Linked DNA regions of Homo sapiens: region 1 is linked to region 2. Evidence: chromatin loops called from intact Hi-C (ENCODE). Cell type or tissue: heart right ventricle. All regions are shown on one strand. Links, peaks and the distances in the headings refer to the core of each region. The heading gives the core; the rest is flanking DNA.

Region 1 (10,027 bases), core at 2,779-7,778, 58 kb before region 2:
CTGCTGAGTTCTGGATGCTTTTTATTTTATTTATTTATTTTTTATGGAGACAAGGTCTCACTCTGTCACCCAGGCTGGAGTGCAGTGGTGTGATCATGGTTCACTGCAGCCTTGACTTCTCTGGACTTCTCAGGCTCAGGTGATTATCCCATCTCAACCTCCTGAGTAGCTGGGACTACAGGCACGTACGACCATGCCTGGCTAACTTTTGTATTTTTTTATTTTTTTTTTTTTTGTGGAGATAGGGTTTTGCCATGTTGCCTGGGCTGGTCTCGAACTCCTGGGTTCAAGCGATCTGCTTGCCTTGGCCTCCCAAAGTGCTGGGATTCCATACGTGAGCCACCGCACCTGGCCCTGGATGCTTTCTGAAGTCCACCTTCTAGTTCGTAAATTTGACTTTTCCTTCATTGTGTGCAGCCTGCCCTGTATGTCTGTTGGGGATCTTAAGACAGAGTGAATTGCTAAGGATACAGGGTCATTGCCAATTATGATCATGTGAACAGTTTACAGGAAGGTGTGACTGTATTGAAGCTCATTATCTAAGAGCAGAACATCAAAATGGATTTTAAAAAATGGCAGAGTTACGGCCAGGCGCGGTGGCTCACCCCTGTAATCCCAGCACTTTGGGAGGCCGAGGTGGGTAGATCACGAGGTTGGGAGATCAAGACCATCCTGGCTAACATGGTGAAACCCCGTCTCTACTAAAAACACAAGAAATTAGCTGGATGTGGTGGCGGGCACCTGTAGTCTCAGCTACTCGGGAGGCTGAGGCAGGAGAATGGCGTGAACCCAGGAGGTGGAGCTTGCAGTGAGCCGAGATCGTGCCACTGCACTCCAGCCTGGGTGACAGAGCGAGACTGTCTCAAACAAACAAACAAACAAAATGGCAGAGTTACAAGGAGAAATGGACAGAGCCACATTGCTGACTTATGTAACAGAAACTGATTGATAAAGCAGATCATTTAGTAAGGCCATAGAGGACTTCAGGCTTCATCCAGTGCACCAGCCACTGTGGAATCTGCTCACTTACAGACAGTAAAGACAAACATGGGAGCCTTTATAAAACGTGCAGTCGATTAAGGCCACAGGTGAGACTGCAGCAGATCCCAAAGAATCAGTACATTCTCCACAGTGCAGTAAAGTGAGAACTCACCAACTAGAAGATGCAGCTTCTTTTCCTGCCTGTGAATTAATGATGGTTCATTTCAGGTGTGAATTTGACTGGATTGAGAGAAGCCTAGGTGACTGGTGAAGCATTGTTTCTGGGTGTGTCTCTGAGGGTGTTTCCAGGGGAGATGGGTGTGAGTCAGTGGCTTGAGAAGGGAAGACCTGCCTTCAATGTGGGCAGAAGAGGGGGACTCTCCCTCTCTGCTCTCTGCTCTCTCTCCCTTACTGAGTGGGGCACCTTCTCTCTTCCTGTCCTTGGACATCAGACTCCAGGTTTTTTGGGTTTTAGACTCTGGGACTTGCACCATGGCTTCCTGGGGGATTTTAGGCCTTTGGCCTTGGCCTGGGGGCTGCACCATCAGCTTTGCTGGCTCTGAGGCTTCCAGACTTGGACCCAGGCATGCTGCCACCTCTGATTCACTAGCTTGCAGATGGCCTGTTGTGGGATTTCTCTGTCTTTGTGATCATGTGAGCAGATTTCTCTGATTAAATCCCTTCTCGTATGTCCTACTGGTTCTGTCTGTCTGGAGAACCCTGACAAATGCACAGTTATTCTAAAATCTTAAAGATTGAGTGCCTGGAAGCCAGAGAAGGCATTTAAATATTTCATGGATCATAGGGGAAAGAGTAGTGGGACTTGCTAGTGTGAGCTCAACAGGGGCAGGGTTTTACCTGTTTTGCTCACTGATGTATCCCAGTCATCTGAAATAGTGTCTGGGGCCAGTTGGTGTTGAGTAGGTATTTGTTACTAGAAAAAGAACGTAGAAGTAAACCCAAAAAAAGTTGAAGGAAGGAGAAATGAAGGGCAGTTTTCTATCCATTTCTGTTAGTCAGAAGTCACTCCCAAACAAGGAGAATAAGGAACTGAATTACAGATTCCATTTTGGATGAAACTAAGATATATCTGGACTCTGAACAAGTCCTCTAATGGAGAAGTAATTAAAAAAAAAAAAAAGGCAAAGTGGAGGAGGGGTGGGTGTCAAGCTGGGGACGCAAAGAGGCTCATCCTATAGGACCCTGGACAGCAGAACGGAGCACCAAGGATGCTGGTGGACAGCAGTGCCTGAGGGTGGATTCCTTGAAAGTTGGTCTCCAGCAATGAGAGCTCAGGTTCACTTTGCTTCTGATGCCTTTCTCCTCACATGCCCTCAGTAGATGCGGGACACTCTTGAGGAGAACTGAGCCAGATAGGCTCTAGCCTCAGACCCCAGGTGCAGGTAGGGATGAGGTGACACTGAAATCAGGGCTTTTGTGTAAAATTCTTCATACCCGAAGGTGAGACTGGTTCTCCTCCTGGTGCACCCTGCCCCAGAAGCCACCGTCTCTCTCACTTGACTCCATAATGCAGACCTGCCCCACATGCAACACAGGGAAGGATTCTTCTCTGCAGAAATCGGCCTCAGGAAAAAGACTCACAGTGACTCACTCTTTACTAGGAGCAGCAGCCAAAGATTCCTGACATTTGAGGAAAGCCACTGACCTGAATGAGAACCCAAATCAACAGAGATGGTGCAGGTGAGCAGGAGAAAATGTTAGAGATGAGAGGGTTTGGACCTCAGAACCAACAACAGGACTCTGGGAAACAATGTCTGCAAGATAGTGGCACATAACTGTGTACAGAATCATCAGACTCAGAACAGCTGTTGGAGTGCTACAGCTTGTTTAGAATTCTCTGGCAAATTCTAAAGAGCCGCCAAAAACCAGTTCTTGGGAAGGAAATATTTGGTTGCTAAGATGGGAGAGCCACTGAACTGCTAGAGGACAGTTGAAGAAATCTCCCAGAAAGTAGAACCAGAAAAGCAAAGAGATGGGAAATAAGGGAAAAAAGATGGAAAAATCAGGATCAGTCTACGAAGAAAGAGAAGAGAAAATAGGAGAAAAGAACTTAGTCAACACAAAATGTAGAAAAATGTCCCAAGGACATGCGTGGTAAGTAGGAAGGACCCAGTGGGTGGCCAGCAGGATTCCTGAAGAAGGGCCATGGCAAAGCCTACCATGATGAGCTCCGGAACCCCTGGGAAAGAGGAGATCCCAAATAACTGTGGAGAGACCAAGCAGGTTACACACAAGCAGGCAGCCCCAATGACACCAGATTCCTCAGCCACAGTCCTGGAAGGAAGATGACTGGGAGGTGCCTTCCCAGTGCTGGGGAGTGTGTGCACGCACACCATCCTGAAGAGGAGGTGGAGGGAGGCTCAGGCTGAAATCCACAGTGCCAGCCTTCCCATGGATGGGCCAGGAGCGTGGGACAAAGGCACAGACCAGGAGGAGGCAGTTGGCCTGTCCGGCTCAGAGGCAATAACAGGTGAATAACTGAGCCAAGTATTAAATCCAGGAGAAATGAAGAGTTGTGCAAGGAGTGTAAGTAGAGACACTGTGTAACCCAGCTGTGGAAGATGGTTACATAGTTATGGTGTATAGAGACTCAGTCTGGGTTTAATCACACATCCTGCTGTGTGGCCACTGGGGAGAGAGGCTGGGGAGGCACACAGAGGACCACCTGCACTGTGCTTGTCTGTTGTGACAGTGGGCTGTAGCCTCTTAGTCATAGGGTAGGGGATGGGGCTGCGTGTTCTCTTACCGAGGCCACAGGCAGAAGGAGTGGAATGGGCAGTGATAAGGTTTGGCTCTGTGTCCCTACCTAAATCTCTTCTTGAATTGTACTCCCATAATTCCCATGTGCTGTGGGAGGGACCTGGTGGGAGATAATTGAATCACAGGGGCAGTTTCCCCCATACTGTTCTCGTGGTAGTGAATAAATCTCATGAGATCTGATGGTTTAATAAGGGGAAACCCATTTAGCTTGGCTCTCATTCTCTCTCTTGCCGCCGTCATGTGACACGTGCTTTTCATCTTCCGCCATGATGGTGAGGCCTCCCCAGCCATGTGGAACTGTAAGTCCAATAAACTGCTTTCTTTTGTAAATTGCCCAGTCTCAGGTATGTCTTTATCAGCAGTGTGAAGATGGACTAATATAGGCAGAGACCTAGTTCTCTTAAGCTTTTCAAAACAAATAGTTTGGCTTTTTTGTTTTTGTTTTATTTTTTTGTGTTTTTTGAGACTGGAGTCTCACTCTCTTGCCTATGCTGGAGTGCAGTGGTACGATCTCGGCTCACTGCAAGCTCCACCTCCCAGGTTCACGCCATTCTCCTGCCTCAGCCTACCGAGTAGCTGGGACCACAGGCGCCCGCCACCGCGCCCGGCTAATTTTTTGTATTTTTAGTAGAGACAGGGTTTCACCGTGTTAGCCAGGATGGTCTTGATCTCCTGACCTTGTGATCCGCCCGCCTCGGCCTCCCAAAGTGCTGGGATTACAGGCGTGAGCCACCGCACCCGGCCTTTTTTTTTTTTTTTTTTTTTTAAATTGAGATGAAGTCTCCCTTAGTCACCCAGGCTGGAGTGCAGTGGCCCGATCTCTGCTCACTGCAGCCTCTGCCACCACCTGGATTCAAGCAATTCTTGTGTCTCAGCCTCCCAAGTAGCTGGGACTACAGTCACGCACCATCACACCTGGCCAATTTTTTAATATTTTTAGTAGAGATGGGGTTTCGCCATGTTGGCCAGGCTGGTCTCGAACTCCTGACCTCAGGTAATCTGCCCGCCTTGGCCTCTGAAAGTGCTGGGATTACAGGCATGAGCCCAGCCAGCTTCTTAAAGTAAAATACAAATTTTAAAATTTTGGCATGCAGCAATAGAAAAGGATGAGATCATGTCTTTTGCAGGAATGTGGATGGAGCTGGAAGCCATTATCCTTAGCAAACTAACAGAGGAACAGAAAACCAAATACTGCGTGTTCTCACTTAACAAGTGGGAGCTAAGACCGGGCGCAGTGGCTCACGCCTGTAATCCCAGCCCTTTGGGAGGCCAAGGTGGGTGGATCACCAGAGGTCAGGAGTTCAAGACTAGCCTGGCCAACAAGGTGAAACCCTGTCTCTACTAAAAATACAAAAATTGGCCGGGGGTGGTGGTGCACACCTGTAGTCTCAGCTACTCGGGAGGCTCAGGCAGGAAAATTGCTTCAACCCAGGAGGTGGAGGTTGCAGTGAGCTGAGATCACGCCACTGCACTCCAGCCTGGGTGACAGAGTGAAGCTCCATCTCAAAAAAAAAAAGTGGGAGCTAAATGATAAGAACTTAAGAACACAAAGAAGGAAACACAGACACTGGGGTCTCCTTGAGGGTGGAGGGTGGGAGGAGGGAGAGGAGCAGAAAAGATAACTGTTGGGTACTGGACTTAATTCCTGGGTGATGAAATAATTTGTACAACAAACCCCCGTGGCATGAGGTTACCTATGTAACAAGGCTTCACGTGTACCCTCCCAAACCTAAAATAAAAGTTAACAAAAATTGGCAAATTTGCTGGGTGTGGTAGCTCATGCCTGTAATTCTAGCACTTTGGGAGGCTGAGGCGGGGGGATCATTTGAGCCCAGGAGTTCAAGACCAGCCTGGGCAACCTAATGAGACCCCAAAAATTAAAAAGTTAGCTTGGCCTGGTGATGTGCACCTGTAGTCCCAGATACTCAGGAAGCTGAGACAGGAGGATCACTTGAGCTCAGGAGGCTGAGGCCACAATGAGCTGTGATTGTGCCACTGCACTCCAGATGACAGAGTGAGACCTGCTCTCAAAAAAAAAAAAGTTTTGGCAAATTTAACAGCAAAAAGTGAATAAAGTAGAAAAAATTCCAAAGTTCTAGAGAATATGTAAAACTAAAAGCTTATTGTTTTAAAGAATTAATAAAATAGATAATCTGGAAAGACTGATCAAGAATTCAGGTATAGCAGCTACTGAAATAAAAATACTGAGAATATTTGTGTGCCATATGTGTTTGAAATGTTAGACAAAATGAGCAATCTTCTTTGAAGCCAAAAGTGGTGGGCAGTCTAAATAGACCCATAACTACAAAGGAAACGGACTCAGGAGTCAACACATACATCCACAGGGACCAACTTCTTCCTGGGGCATTTCACCAGACTCTCAAGGAATTGTCAGCTCCTGTGTTATGTCAAGTGTCCCAGATAATAGGAAAAGATGGAGTGGCCCAAAAGGGGATTATTCCCTGACACTGAGTAGGCTATGAGAGGAAATTCTAGGCTGGCTTTCCATGTTAGTATGGATTGAAAATCCTATGTAAAATATTAGCGCAAATTGAACAGATTCTCTACAGTCATCTCAGTAAGGGCAGGGAATCACTTGTGGGCAGTCACTGCCCCCTTCTGATCGTGGCTCTGGGCCTCATAGGGACTTGATTGGACCTCATAGGCTGTTGACCCCACCTGTGGCAGGTGCAGTTCCATTGAAGGCCCAGGAGAAGCGGTGCCTTTGTGTCCTGACGGAGCGGGTTCTCTGAGCCTGGCAAGAGGAAGGTAGTGGGAGCCGTAGCCAGGGCTGCCCTGTGCCCCTGCCCTGCACTGCAGTGCCCACTCCCTATGAGCATTCTCTTGTCATGTGAGAACTGGGAGGCATTTGGGAGTAAGTGCAGCAGAAGAGAGGCGAAGAAAATCCATCGGCTTTTCTATTTCTCTTGGGAGAAGACTGAAACAAGTGTACTTAGATCCCCAGTCAGTATTAAAACTTGTGATTTCTCCAGATTGTTCTGAAAACTTGTCGCCAGTCCAGTAAATACTTTTGTCTTCACAGATATTAACAAGGCAATGCAGAAATTCTCTTGGATTGTGTTATTTCTGTGTCTCTCTCAACCATTTGAGAGTAACACAGCAAAAGTTGGGAAAGCTAACGTTGGCACACAGATCCCCAGCCTGGTCCTGACTCGCTCAACTACCCAGGAGCACCTGCTTGGCCCAGCGTCCCCTCATAGTTTCCCTTCATCTGGAGTCGTTTCCAGCCTTTACCTCTCTTGACTCTTGATGTTTTCGAAGAGTAAGGTTGTGAGTAGTGGCCCTTGGTGTGTTTGTCTGGAGTTTCCTTGCGGTGTGTCCTCCCAGCGTGTCACCTCAGGGGCAAGGTACTGGGACATCTCCGTATTGGTGACTCCAGCTTCACCCCTTGGTGCAGGTGGCATGTGCTGGCCTTCCCCACTTCTAAGCTTGCTGTTTTTGCTTTAGAATGCATTAGTAATTTGTGGGGAGAGGCTTTGGACTGTGAATACGTTTCTCATCAGACTCTCACCTGCTGGTCTCTCCACGTGTGGATGGCTTCCAGCCTCAGTGCATCTTTCCATTTTGTCAGCGTTTGCCCCACTTGCTTGCTTCTTTATTCATGTGTTTGTTTATATCCGGATGGCCTCATGGATCTTACTTTATTCAATAGGTCATAATTCATTACTTTCATTATTTATTTTGTTGCTTAAATTGTCCCAGATTTTAGCTGAGTAGTTTTGAAGAATAAGAATGTGCAGGGTATGTGCCCTACAAATACCAAATTTTGCTTAACTTTGCATTACCAAAAACAGTGTGGTTTTGGTTCCGGGGCAGTCACATGGACCAGATGAATAAACCACATGTAGAACTGAGAAAAGAGATGCTTTGCAGGGAATCTGGTGCCTTTGGGGTGGCCTCACCGAGGGAGCCGCGCTGGCTGGTCAAGAACATGGCGGCATAGACATCTCTATGGGAAAGTGCCGTAAAACCTCACCCCACCTGAGCCAGAAATACCCCTTCCTCGGAGTAAAGATGCAAACCTGAAAAGTAAAATTTAAGAATTTTGAGAAGATAAAGGCAAATACTTTTATGATGTTCGTGTAGAGATGGATTGCCAAAATTATAAAAAGCACAAATAGAAAAGATTGTTAAATGTAACCATATCAAAATGTAAAACTTTCCTGTGACAAAAGAACATCATAAACAAAATGAAATGATAAACTGTACCCATTGAAAATATTTGCAGCACACGTGACCTGATGAAGGACTGTCATCCAGTCCTTTCGTAACCACAATCCAGAAAGAATTCTAGAATCGGTAAGAAAAAGATGCACAGCCCAAGGCAGATATGGACAGGGTCCACAGGAGAGGACCCTTCATGACCAGTAACCATGAAAAAGTAAAGCCACAGCAGTCATCAGAGGCATGCTGTTTGAGAAGGAGGTGTTCACGCCCCTCCGCCTGGCAGACATGGACAGGTCGGTCATGCTGCGGTGCAGGTGGGAAGGAGCAAGCTGTGGAGTGCTGTGGGTGGGACTGGAGCGAGGCACAACCAGGCAGAAGGGCGTTGCCAGGTGACACAGGAGGGCGTGCCTAGCTCGTGGCCCAGCGAGTCCCCTCTCAGAGTATGCCTGGGCAACACCCGTCTGTACACGCATAGACAGCACACGCAAGCTTTGTGATGGCAGCATTTGTCATAATTGTGAGAAATCGTGGAGGACCATATAGCGGTCAAGATGAGTGACGGAAATCTCTCCGTATCAACATAGATCTGTTTGAAAACATCATACTGAGTTTTGGGGCAAAAACTGGCTGCTAAAATGAGGCATAGCTTGATACCATGAATGTAAGTTTCTCAAGGCTGAGACAACACTGTTTGTGTTACTTGTGGATGCAGACAGTGTGTAGAATACTCAGGAGGAGTGGAAAGGGTTTGTGGCAGTGTTGGGAGAATGGTTCCCTTTGGAGATGGAGATGACTTCGGCTGTTTTATTTCTAAAAAAGAAAAGATCTGAAGCCTATAAGACGTTAACATTTGATGGTCAGAACTGTACAAAAGGAAACATCCTTAGCAGTGTGAGTGTGCACAGTTCCTCAGCTTTAAAGTTTTCTTTTGAGAATGAATGCTGCTTAGGTGACTGTGGAGGGCAGTTCATGAACGACTCTGGATGCTGTGGCTCCAGTTTGTACGTACTTCTAAACCCTTGAAAATGGTTTTTTCCTTAGAAATAAAATTTATGTAAAAAGTTATTTCTGAAATTCTATTTTTTCTCTATGTATATATTTACAGGCAAAATAAAGTCAAGTCACTTCTCACGGAGTCCTGAGCTGCACCGTGCTCTCCGCAGGGCTCTTTGTCTGAGGGCCACCCCCCACTCCACACCAGGGTGCCTAGACTAGGGGGAGGCCTGCTCTTTGGTCCTGTGACTTGTTGCCCATACTGGTGCTTCCTCCATGGAGGGTCTGCAAAGTCACGTGCAATGGAAAGTTGCCCTGCAGATGCTATAGCCACCAGTCTCCACCTCTTCATGGAAAGAGACTTGGGCTATGCATTGTCACTTGATCTTTGTGATTAGTCACATTCCTGTGTTATCACTGAGTGGGCGTGGATGAGCCTGATGCTTTACGTTTTATTCATTTCCCTTCCCCCTGCCCTTTACAAACACGGAAACCTTGTGCAGAGGGTTTCTGATGGGCGGAAGAAACTCGGCTCAACATTTACTCGCTACGTGCAGCATGGCTCTGCTGTAAAGTGAAAGGTGATTGTTGCTGTTTGTTTTGGAAGCCCACTCTTGAGATCTGAGCGATTTCTATTATGCTTTCTGGATGTTCACCATCAAATTCAGACTTGAGAGGTTCCTGGAGTTGTCTTGAGTGTTTTCTTTTTATACTTAGTGTTACTTGTTGTACATCCTATACTCCCTACATCTCTCAATGTCATTATCTTCATTACTACCTTTATGTAAAATGGTTTTCATTTTAGAATGCTTCTCTCTCTCTCGAAGCAGAATACCTTTACAATAAATTGTGATTTTCTTTTTGTCTATTAGATATATGCTTAAAGGAGGTAACGTCGATGGCCGACAGTCTGTATAATATTCGGCTTCTGAGAGAATTCTCCAATGAATATCTTAATAAATGTTTTTATCTCACCTTGGAAGATATGCTGTATGCGCCATTAGTGTTGAAGGTAATAACGAATTATTTGGCATGCAGTTTTAAAACCATGTGTGAATAAACTGCTTATCATACTTTGGTTTTT
Region 2 (10,027 bases), core at 2,926-7,925:
TTCTTTGAGTGATCAAGAGGACAGGGCGCCTCTCCTTTTGTGAGCAGCAGACGTGCCAAGCTGGGGCTCCTCTGTGTGGCGTTGGCATTTGAGACACACCACACGCTGCCCAGTGCCTTCGATTGGCATTTTTTTTTTTAAGACAGTCTCACTCTGTCACCCAGGCTGGAGTGCAGTGGCACGATCTCGGCTCACTGCAACCTCCACCTCCCGGGTTCAAGTGCTTCTCCTGCCTCAGCCTCCTGAGTTGCTGGGATTACAGGTGCACGCCACCATGCCCGGCTAATTTTTGTATTTTTAGTAGAGACAGCATTTCACTATGTTGGCCTGGCTGGTCTTGAACTCCTGACCTCGTGATCCACCCACCTCGGCCTCCCAAAGTGCTGGGATTACAGGTGTGAGCCACCGCGCCCAGCCGATTGGCAGTTTCTTGATGGCAACAGAAGTGGAGCCTATTTACATCTTTTTTTGGTCACGGAGTTTCCTCCTGTGAAGTGTCTGTAGAAGCTTTTTGCCTGTTTTTCTCCTGAGTCATCTTTTCCTAATTTATAGAAGATACATTTTTGAAAGACAATATACAGAAGGTATAAATATCTTCCATTCTGTGACTTTTCAATTTTTTTTGTTTGTGGATACACAGAAGTTTTTAAGATTTTGTGGCCAGATTGTCAATGTTATTAGCGTTTCAGAAATCTAAGCCGGGCGTGGTGGCTCACGCCTGTAATCCCAGCACTTTGGGAGGCCGAGGCGGGTGGATCACCTGAGGTCAGGAGTTTGAGACCAGCCTGGCTAACATGGTGAAACCCCCATCTCTACTAAAAATATAAAAACTAGCTGGGCGTGGTGGTGGGCGCCTGTAATCCCAGCTACTCAGGAGGCTGAGGCAGGAGAATTGCTTGAACCCAGGAGACGGAGGTTGCAGTGAGCTGACACAGTGCCACTGCACTCCATCCTCGGTGACAGATTAAGACTCCATCTCAAAACAAAACAAAAAACCAACAAAAAAATAAAAAACTCTTGCCCTGCCATGGAAACTACCTTGTAAACCTTTGACGTTTGTATTTCAGCCTATAACGCACCTGGACTTGGCTCTTACGGCTTGTGAATGAGGTGGAAGTCCGTATCATTTTTTTTTCTATGAGAATCTCTAATGGTCCCAGAGCCACTTCTTGGACACGCCATACTTCCTCTGCTGTTTGGCAGTGCCAGCTTTGCTGTGGTTTTGTTTCAGTACTTCCAGTCCGTTGGTCTCTGGTGAGCAGAGCAGTGCCCACCCTACACCCTCAGAGATGTCCATATTCTGATCTCTGGGTGTTTTGTTAACACAGTGAAGGGGAATCAAGGTTGAAGATGGAATTCGGGTTGCGAATCAGATGATCTTGAGATGGGAGATCAGCATAGACTGTTAGGGGAGCCCCATGTCATCACAAGGGTGTCTCAAGTGTGGGATGGGTGCAGAGGACAGAGCAAGACCGGGCCGACGGAAGAGAGCACAGAGCTGCAGACTGCTGGTTTTGCAGATGGAGGGAGGGGCCGTGAGCCAAGGAATGCAGATGCCCTCTAGAAGCTGGAAAGGCTTCTAGATTCTCTGGAGAGTCTCCAGAAAGCTGGGAGCTCTGCTGATGACCTTGATCTCAACTCAGGTGTTTGTCCGACTTCTGGTCTATGGAGCTGTTAATAAGTTTGTGGTGGTTGAAGTCACTAAGTTTGTTACAGCAGCAACAGGAAGCGAATCCAGTCTAGTTGTCTATTTGTGCAATACACAGGCAGGATCCTGATTCCTGTCGCTTGATAATGAGACTCGCTCTCTGGTAAACCAGCTGCTTCCGCTAAGAGCGTTTTGGATATTTTTGGCCCTTTGCATGTTAGGTTCTACCCAGCCTCCCCTCCCCTCCCCTCCCCTCCCCTCCCCTCCCCTCCCCAACCCCCAGTAATTGAGATTTGGTTTGGGATTGTCTTGAGGTCAGAGAGATTTGACATCTTTATAGTATTGATCCATGAACTTGGTGTGGCTTCATTATTTAACTCTTAAAGCTTGCAAAACATTTGATAATTTTTCTTGTAGAGGTCTAATACTACTTTTTTTTTTTTTTGAGAGGGAGTCTCGCTCTTTCGCCCAGGTTGGAGTGCAGTGGCGTGATCTCGGCTCACTTCAAGCTCCGCCTCCTGGGTTCACACCATTCTCCTGCCTCAGCCTCCCGAGGAGCTGGGACTACAGGCGCCTGCCACCACGCCCGGCTAATATTTTGTATTTTTAGTAGAGACGGGGTTTCACTGTGTTAGCCAGGATGGTCTCCATCTCCTGATCTTGTGATCTGCCCGCCTCGGCCTCCGAAAGTGCTGGGATATACAGGCGTGAGCCACCATACCTGGCCTAATTTCCTTTTCTTGTAAGGACACCAGTCAGATTGGATTAGGGCCCATCCCGGTGACCTCTTTTTAACTTAATTACCTCTTTAAAGGCCCTGTCTCCAAAGACAATCACATTCTGACGTCCTCAGGGAATGGACATCCACCTGTGGGTTTGGGGGACACCGTTCAGCCCATAACAGAGGTCACCAGGGATAGGATGTCCACCTGTGGGTTTGGGGGACACCGTTCAGCCCATGACAGAGGTCGCCAGGGATAGGACGTCCACCTGTGGGTTTGGGGGACACCGTTCAGCCCATGACAGAGGTCGCCAGGGATAGGATGTCCACCTGTGGGTTTGGGGGGCACTGTTGAGGTCACACGTGGGCAGTGCGTCCACTGCTTGAAGAGCTGACATTGCCAAAGGTAGGTGGACCTCTCAGGATTTCTATTTTTTATTATAAAATATTCAACCTGTAATCCCAGCACTTTGAGAGACTGAGGTGGGAGGATTGCTTGAGTCCAGGAATTGGAGACCAGTCTGGGCAACATGGCAAAACCCCATCTCTACCAAAAATACAAAAATTAGCCGGGCTTGGTGATGCTTAACTTGTAGTCCCAGCTACTCGGGAGGCTGAGGTAGGAGGATCATTCAAGCCCAGCAGGTTGGGGCTGTCGTGAGCCGTGAATCCACCACTGCACTACAGTCTGGGCAGCAGAGCTAGACCCTGTCTCAAAAACATAAAAAGTAAAATATTTGAAAGCCATCCAAGGAATAGAGTCGCATATGTTAGTCATGAAGCAAAATAATAAACGTTGCCGGTGACTCTCACTCATCTTAATAATTTTATAACGAGATTTCTAGAGATGGAAGGAGTCGCAAAGGCCAGTGCTCCTGCTTCACTTACCCAGGACTTTGGGCGTCACGTCCCTGGATCTGTGGCACATGGTAAGTCTGTGTTTCTCCTGTGTGGTGAGGCCGCACTGTCCCTAAGTGTGTACCCGGAAGCACCCGTGGAGTAAGGTGCCGTGGGGTGGATGCGCGGCGCTGAGCACACAGCTCTGTGTGTCCGAGCTTTGCAGGCTGGTGGAGGAAGGTCAGGCAGGTGGACTGGGCAGGACCTTTTCCAGACCCAAAGAATTGACCAGGGTTGGCTGGGAGGTGATGAAGAAGTCTTTGCAGAAGCCAAGAAATGTGCGATGCTGAGGAGCTCAGGCTCTTGAGCCTGGAGCTGGTCTGGGCAGGTGATGGTTGTGGAAGGATGCAGGAATGGGAGGTCTCAGAGCTGATGATCAGGGCAGTGGGTGGGCCTTCTGGGCCAAGTGACCAGTGAGTCCTACTGCTCTTGTTCCCCGAGTGCCAGCACCATCACTGGAAGTCTGGGCCAGTGTGGTGGCTAAGTGGCAACATGATGGGCTGAGCGAGACCATGTCAGCTGCCATCCGAGGGAGGTGGCCACGGGCAGGTGGTTCAGGAATCACGGCCAGCGCCTGCTGCTCACTGCTCTCTTATTAGAGTGGTGGCCTTCTTGGGCTGGGAGGTGGTGGTGGGGGATGGGGGACCAGACTTTAAGGAAAAATGGAGGCCACACTGTGAAGGACCCTGGCCACAAGCTGCCATCTGGCCTTTGGGACTTTGTATTTTGAGTAGAATGACCATGCACTCACGTACTCCTCCACTCGCTCATCTGTTCATTCATTTATCCATCTGCTCATTCATTCACTCATTCGTTCTGGAATAGGGCTGGGTGTGCTGTTGGGTGCGGTGCAGGGCTGGAGACAAGGAGGCAAGGGTCCCAGCCAGGGGTGGCTTGCATTAATTCATGGCATCTGGGGGGTGTTGAAGTTCATGGGCAGTAGAGAGATGTGACCGAGGCCGCAGTGCCATGGGGGAGTGGTGGAGAGAGGAGGTGCGGCTCACGACTTAAGGATGGAACATTGGAGGCGAGACACTGGAGCGTGCGGGCCCCCAGGGGACAGGAGGAGGCAGGAGGGTGTCCTCAGGGAGGAGGAGGCACAGCCTCAGAAGAGGTTGAGACCAGGCAGCCTTGTCCACCACCCTGCAGGGCCCGAGCAGGGCGGGTGGAGGGTGGTGAGAGGTGGGAACAATGCATGGTGCCTGGGCAGGTGCGTACCGGAGACTGCAGCGCGGAGCTGGTGTTTTGGTGTGTGGAGCTGCCACCGTGGGCTGCTTCCTCCAGACCTGTCCTGCCTGCCACATGCACTGCTCTACAGGGCTGGTTTGCTGCAGCAAAGAACTCAGGGCCGGGAGCACGGCCAGGGTCAGGCTGTTCCCAGGGCCTTCCAGGGGTGGCCGTGTTTGACACATGCCTGGAAGAATGCCTGGTCCCAAACAGCCATCAGTGCCTTTCATGAGCATCCTGGGTGCCAGGCGCTGTGGCCAAGCCCCCAAGGCCCACCCCAGCATGAACTCACAGCCGCTCTCAGAATTTAGGGCTGCTTCGTCACGCTCAGAATTTAGGGCTGCTTCGTCACGCTGCACCCCAGGATTTTAGACAGTGATAGGGTGGATTTGAAGGTCAGCTCTGGTTACAGAGAACAGGCAAAGGGCCCAAGGCACAGGAAAGGGAGCGTTTCCTGGTGATGCTGGAGAGGGCGGAGGCTGCTTGGGAAGCAGAGGAAAGAGGGCAGAGGCGCCCCCTAGTGCCCGTGTGAGAGACGGCGGGTGGCCTCAGGGTGTGGGTGGGGGACACTGAGGGAGGACATGGGGTCTTGAGGGTGTGACAGATGGATCGGCTTGGACACGTGGAGTCTGAGGTACCCCCAGGACAGCCACTTGGAATGTGGAGTGGGCTGACGAGTTCCCGGACTTGAGTGTGGATGGACTTCTGGGGGAGCTGGTAGACGGGTCAGCACCGGCAAACCTCAGTAGTCTGGGGCTGCGTGAGGACCATCAGGAGGGCCAAGACAGACTCTTCGGAGGGCGGGTGGGGTGAGTGTCCAGTGGAGGTCAAGTGAGGTGAGAACCAGCAGCACCCTTCATGTTCAGTGGCCAGGAGCCAGCCTGACTCAGGGTGTGTTTTGGGGGGCACTGGGGGTGGGGTGAGGAAGAGGACGGCATGGGGGAAGGCTGGAGAAGCTCAGCTGCTCAGAGGGGAACAGAGAAAGAGAGTGAGCTCACGTGTGGAGGTGGTGCCAGAGGGCGGGCTGAGTGAGGGCAGGGGCCCAGGAACAGCTGGATGGGAGCTGGCATCCTGGGAGAGCGCAGAGCTCCGGGGTTGGCGCTGAGGCTCGGCGGTGCTCAGCAGACAGGAGGTCAAGCCACTGTCAGTCCCCTGGAGATCTGGGCTCCTCGGAGGTCAGGAGGGCTCCTGGCTGCTGTCCTCTGGGGCGGGCTGGGAGTCGCAGCAGTAGATCGAATGTGTGAGTTGGGGGCTCCGTGAGACTCTGCCCCGGGTGCCCTGTGGCTCCCCTGCAGCCTGCTTTCGGGAATGCCAGGGCAAGTGGAGCAGCGAGGCTCCGGGCAGGTGCAGGGGCTGGGCCGGCTGCTCTCTGAGCATCCTCTGTCCTCAGTCCTGCCTGACTCTTCTGCTCAAGGAGAAGCCCTTGCCCTGCAGCGGCCGTGCCTCAGTGCCCCTCACAGGTCCTCTGTGCCTTCCATGCATGCAAGGTGGGGCCTCTGGAGCCTGGCCCGCACACACAACCATCCAGGCAGCTGTGGGGCAGAGACGGCAGCTTTCTGGGACCCAGGGGCACTGCAGGGGCTGATCATGGTAGCCAATGCCTGGACACCTGGCAGGCGGCATGGCCATGAAGGGGCCGTGCCTCAGTTTCCCCACTGAGGTACATGCACCCTCAGGCAACTGCATCGCTCACCTGTCACCTGGCACCTTCAAGCAGGTGCCTGCCTGGAGGAGCTCTTCCTGGCTTCCAACCAGCTGTGCCACCTGCCGTGGGTGCCCTTTGCAGCCTGAGCACCTGACCAGGTTGGACCTCTCCAGCGGCGAGCATCTGCTTGCTGAGCGGGACACCTTCCTGTACCCAGGGGCTCTTCAGGAGCTGGAGCTGCGGGGAACTGGCTGGCCACACTGCCGGCTGTAAAACCATGTGCCATCTAGGGGTCACTTTAAAACCCTCCAGCCTGGACACACATCCAGGCTTGAGGTGTGTGTGGGAGGTGGAGAAGGACAGACAGGGCTGAGGACTGCTGAAGCTGGGGCTGACGTGCTGGTCATGTGACTCTCCATAACTTGGGGACTTAACAAATCCACTATCGGTCTCCATCTTTTTTTTTTTTTTTTTTTTTTTGGAGATGAAGTCTTGCTCTGTCATCCAGGCTGGAGTGCAGTGGCACGATCTTGGCTCACTGCAGCCTCCTCCTCCTGGGTTCAAGTGATTCTCGTGCCTCAGCCTCCGGAGTAGCTGGGATTACAGGCACACACACACAACACCACGCCTGGCTAGTTTCTGTAATTTTAGTAGAGTTGGGGTTTCACATGTTGGCCAGGCTGTTCTCAAACTCCTGACCTCAGGTCATCCGCCCGCCTCGGCCTCCCAGAGTGCTGGGATTAGAGGTGTGAGCCACCGCGCCCGGCCAGTCTCTGTATTTTAATTGGTGTATTTAGACTAATTCATGTACATTGAATGTGATGACTGGGTTCGTGGGATTATCATCTACCATATTTGTAACTGTTTTCTATTTGTTGCCCTTGGTCTTAGTTTCTATCTGCCTTTCTTTTCTGCTTTCTCTGGTTTCAGTTAAGCATTTTATATGATTCCATAGTCTTGTCTTTTGTAGCGTATCAATTATACTTCCATATATAGAAAAAAATAATAAAAAGAAAAATAAGTATATATATATTTTAGTGGTTGCCCTAGAGTTTGCAGCTCATCCAGATCCACCTGTAAGTTACACTGTACTGCTTCTCAGGTCACATGGTAACTTGTAACTGATGGCCCCCGCTTCCTCCCACCTGTCCCTTTTAACGTTGCTCTTACATTTCACTCACACATAAGCGATAATCACCCAATACACTGTTGGTATTCTGATTTTGAGCAAACAGTTTTATTTTCTTTTTCTTTTTTGTTTGTTTGTTTTGTTTGAGACAGGGTCTCTCTCTGCCACCCAGGCTGGAGTGCAGTGGTGCCATCTCAGCTCACGGCAGCCTCAACCTCCCCAGCTCAGGTGATCCTCCTTCCTCAGCCTCTTGGGTACCTGGGACTGTATGCACATGCCACCACGTCTAGCTATTTTTTTTTTTGTACTTTTTGATACAGTCAGGGTTCATCATGTTGCCCACGCTGATCTTAAACTCAACTCCTGGGCTCAAGCAGTCCACCTGCCTTGGCCTCCCAAAGTGCTGGGATTACAGGTGTGAGACACTGCGCCCTGCCCAGTTTTCTGTTAGATGAATTAGGTATAAGGAAAATAAAAACAAACAAAAAACAGGAATAAGGAAAATAGCAGGTGTCTCACTCATTTTGTATGTTTCAAATAATTCTACCGTAAAACATTAAAAAAAATTCTTTTCGCTTATTCTAGGCAGTGATGACTTCTTAGGGAATTCAGTCCCTCAACCTTTGCTCAGATCCTACTTCACTTGGTGTACTTTGCAGGGGGACCTTTTATGGGTCAGCAGGACACGAGGCTGGGAGAAGTGATGGTGGACGAGGACGGCTGGGAGCAGGGACCCACCTTCCTGATGTCATGACTGTGCAAGCTGGGGCTGTTGGTGAGTGGGCTCGGGACAAGCAGAGAGGCACCCGGGTGCTCCCTAAACCTGGAGATGAAGAACACAGAGGCCAAGGAGAGCACAGAAGTTTCCAGATGCTGCAGGCAGCTTTTCTTGGGCTGGCAGCTGGCATCTCACAGTCACTGACCTGCCTGGTTCCAGCCCCTGGCTCCCAGCTTTGCCCACGGGAGGATTCACAGGCCGCTGGGCGCTGGGTGCCACCTGTGTCCACGGCTGCCCGCATGAGCTCCAGGCGGAGCAGGGGGCCTAGAGCTGGCATCCTCTGCGGTTAGTGAAGGGGCAGGGACTGCCCGCCTCCTCCTCGGATGTCCAGGGCTGGACCCGAAGTGGCCTCATTACTGGAGATTATGAAAAAATGCTGCCACTTGCCACCAGTGTGCAGGAGGGAACGGACCACTGATGTTCTCAGAGGCCCCAAGTGCTCACCCAGCCCCTCTTGGGCAGCAAGCCTTCAGCCCTCTTTGGGGGGCTCCGCTCACCCCTGGAGAGAGGCTCAAAGGCTAAGATGCCTCCCGGCCTCATGGTGGTGGAGTGGCCACAGGGGACTCCGGGAACACCATCCACATCGCAAGTCAATCCCGAATAAGTCATGCGACTCCCCCATGGTGCCTCCTGCAGGCCAGCTCTTCCAGTGTGGGGCTCCAGGGGCTACAGCTTCCCCTGCCACTGCTGGAACTGTGGCCCTCCCATCCCAGCAGCCAGACCGGCTTTTCTCTCCCTTCTCCTCCCTGCAGGTGCTGTGCAGCCCCCCTCGCCTGGGGGCCAGGGTGTGGGGGACATGAGAGGCCACCCAGGTGAGGCAGACTTGGGCCTTCCAGCTGCAGGGCGACTGCGGGGCGGGGTGACTGCGGGGCAGGGCGTGCTCGCTGCTTGGATCCCAGGAACGTGATAGACCCCAGCCCTGCTGGGACAGGCTCTGGCCACCCTAGCCCAACATCAATCCCTGCCGCTCCATCAAGGTCCTGGGACTTACTTTCTGGTCCCCTGAATCCACACAGCCTCTCCCTGACCACCCATGTCTGGCTCTGTCCCCCACAGAGGGCTAGTGGGCACCTTCTGAGCAGGAGGGTTCCAGACAGGCCGGGAGTAAGGGACTAGCTAGTCTGTGTGGCCAGGGCCGGCCCCTCCAGCAGCTGCTGTGTTGTCTGCCCTGACACCGGGGAGGGGCTGCACCTCGGCCTTTTGGTCCTTCCCCTTCAGCCTCTTGGGGTACCCTGAAGTGAACGTGGTGAGGTGCACACACATCCCCACCTGGGGCAGCCCTGACCCCCAGTGTAGGGGATCCCCAGCAGCCACTGGCCTCAGATGAGTTCTGTGCCACTGCGGGCAGAGCCTGGGGTCTCTGTGCCCACCCCAGGGACATGCCTGGCTGCAGGGGTGAGGCTGATGGGCAGCTCACCAGACAGCCCTCCTGGACTCTGGGACCCCCACCACCAGGCAGGTTTCCTGGCTACCAGGATCCAGTCACCAGTAGCCAAATACAATTTGGTTCCCGAGTTTTGGAAGGACTGTCCTGGCCTGGCTGGGGAATGGGGGCTTGCCTATGGGGTTGGGGTGGGGACCCCAGCAGGTGTTTGTAACCCTTAAAGTGGGGTGGCTGGGAGGGGTGAGAGCCTTGGAAACACGAGCAGGGCGACTTGACTTGTAACTTCATGCCTCCAGAATGCATCCATTTAATAGAAGTTTCCAGCGCTGACCGTACAAACCAGTAAGGAACCAGCAGCAAAGGACGCAGGGTGGCGCTCCTGATGTCAGCCGCCGCCCGGGATCTCGCCTTGCTGAGAAGATCCTCTCTCTCCACGTGGCCCAGCCCGGAGGCTGAATTGTGCTTCACAAGTCAGGGGTTTAGAAAATGAGGCTTTGCTTTAAAAGGTAAGTGTAAAATGGTCCATGGAAATGCACCATCTTCCGCCCAATGCCCCCTAGATGCAGTGGCTGGGACAGTTCAGTGTGAAGTAGAGGAA

Evidence for each region. A loop is a pair of places that touch in the nucleus more often than their neighbours do. Peaks named below come from ENCODE experiments on the same cell type or tissue, not always from the same donor. Only the 100,000 strongest peaks of a DNase experiment are listed, where the experiment ranks them.
Region 1: a loop joins it to region 2, with 3 times the contacts of the local background. A loop is called at or near these places in 1 of 110 quality-filtered maps.

The regions. Positions count from the first base shown.
Region 1 is chr9:135,850,250-135,860,276 of GRCh38, reverse strand. CAMSAP1 (calmodulin regulated spectrin associated protein 1) reads left to right here. Exons shown (of 17, transcript NM_015447.4): 6 at 9,816-9,955. Among named protein-coding and RNA genes, the nearest start is that of CAMSAP1, 52 kb to the left of the region's middle. RefSeq lists an enhancer at 9,260-9,554. In heart right ventricle, for the core only: no CTCF peak of the experiment used is centred there; no DNase peak of the experiment used is centred there.
Region 2 is chr9:135,792,829-135,802,855 of GRCh38, reverse strand. It overlaps KCNT1 (potassium sodium-activated channel subfamily T member 1), which reads right to left. Exons shown (of 31, transcript NM_020822.3): 31 at 7,354-10,027. Among named protein-coding and RNA genes, the nearest start is that of KCNT1, 96 kb to the right of the region's middle. In heart right ventricle, for the core only: a CTCF peak has its summit at 5,018 (motif pointing left); DNase peaks (open chromatin) are centred at 4,675 and 5,005; H3K27ac peaks cover 752 bases.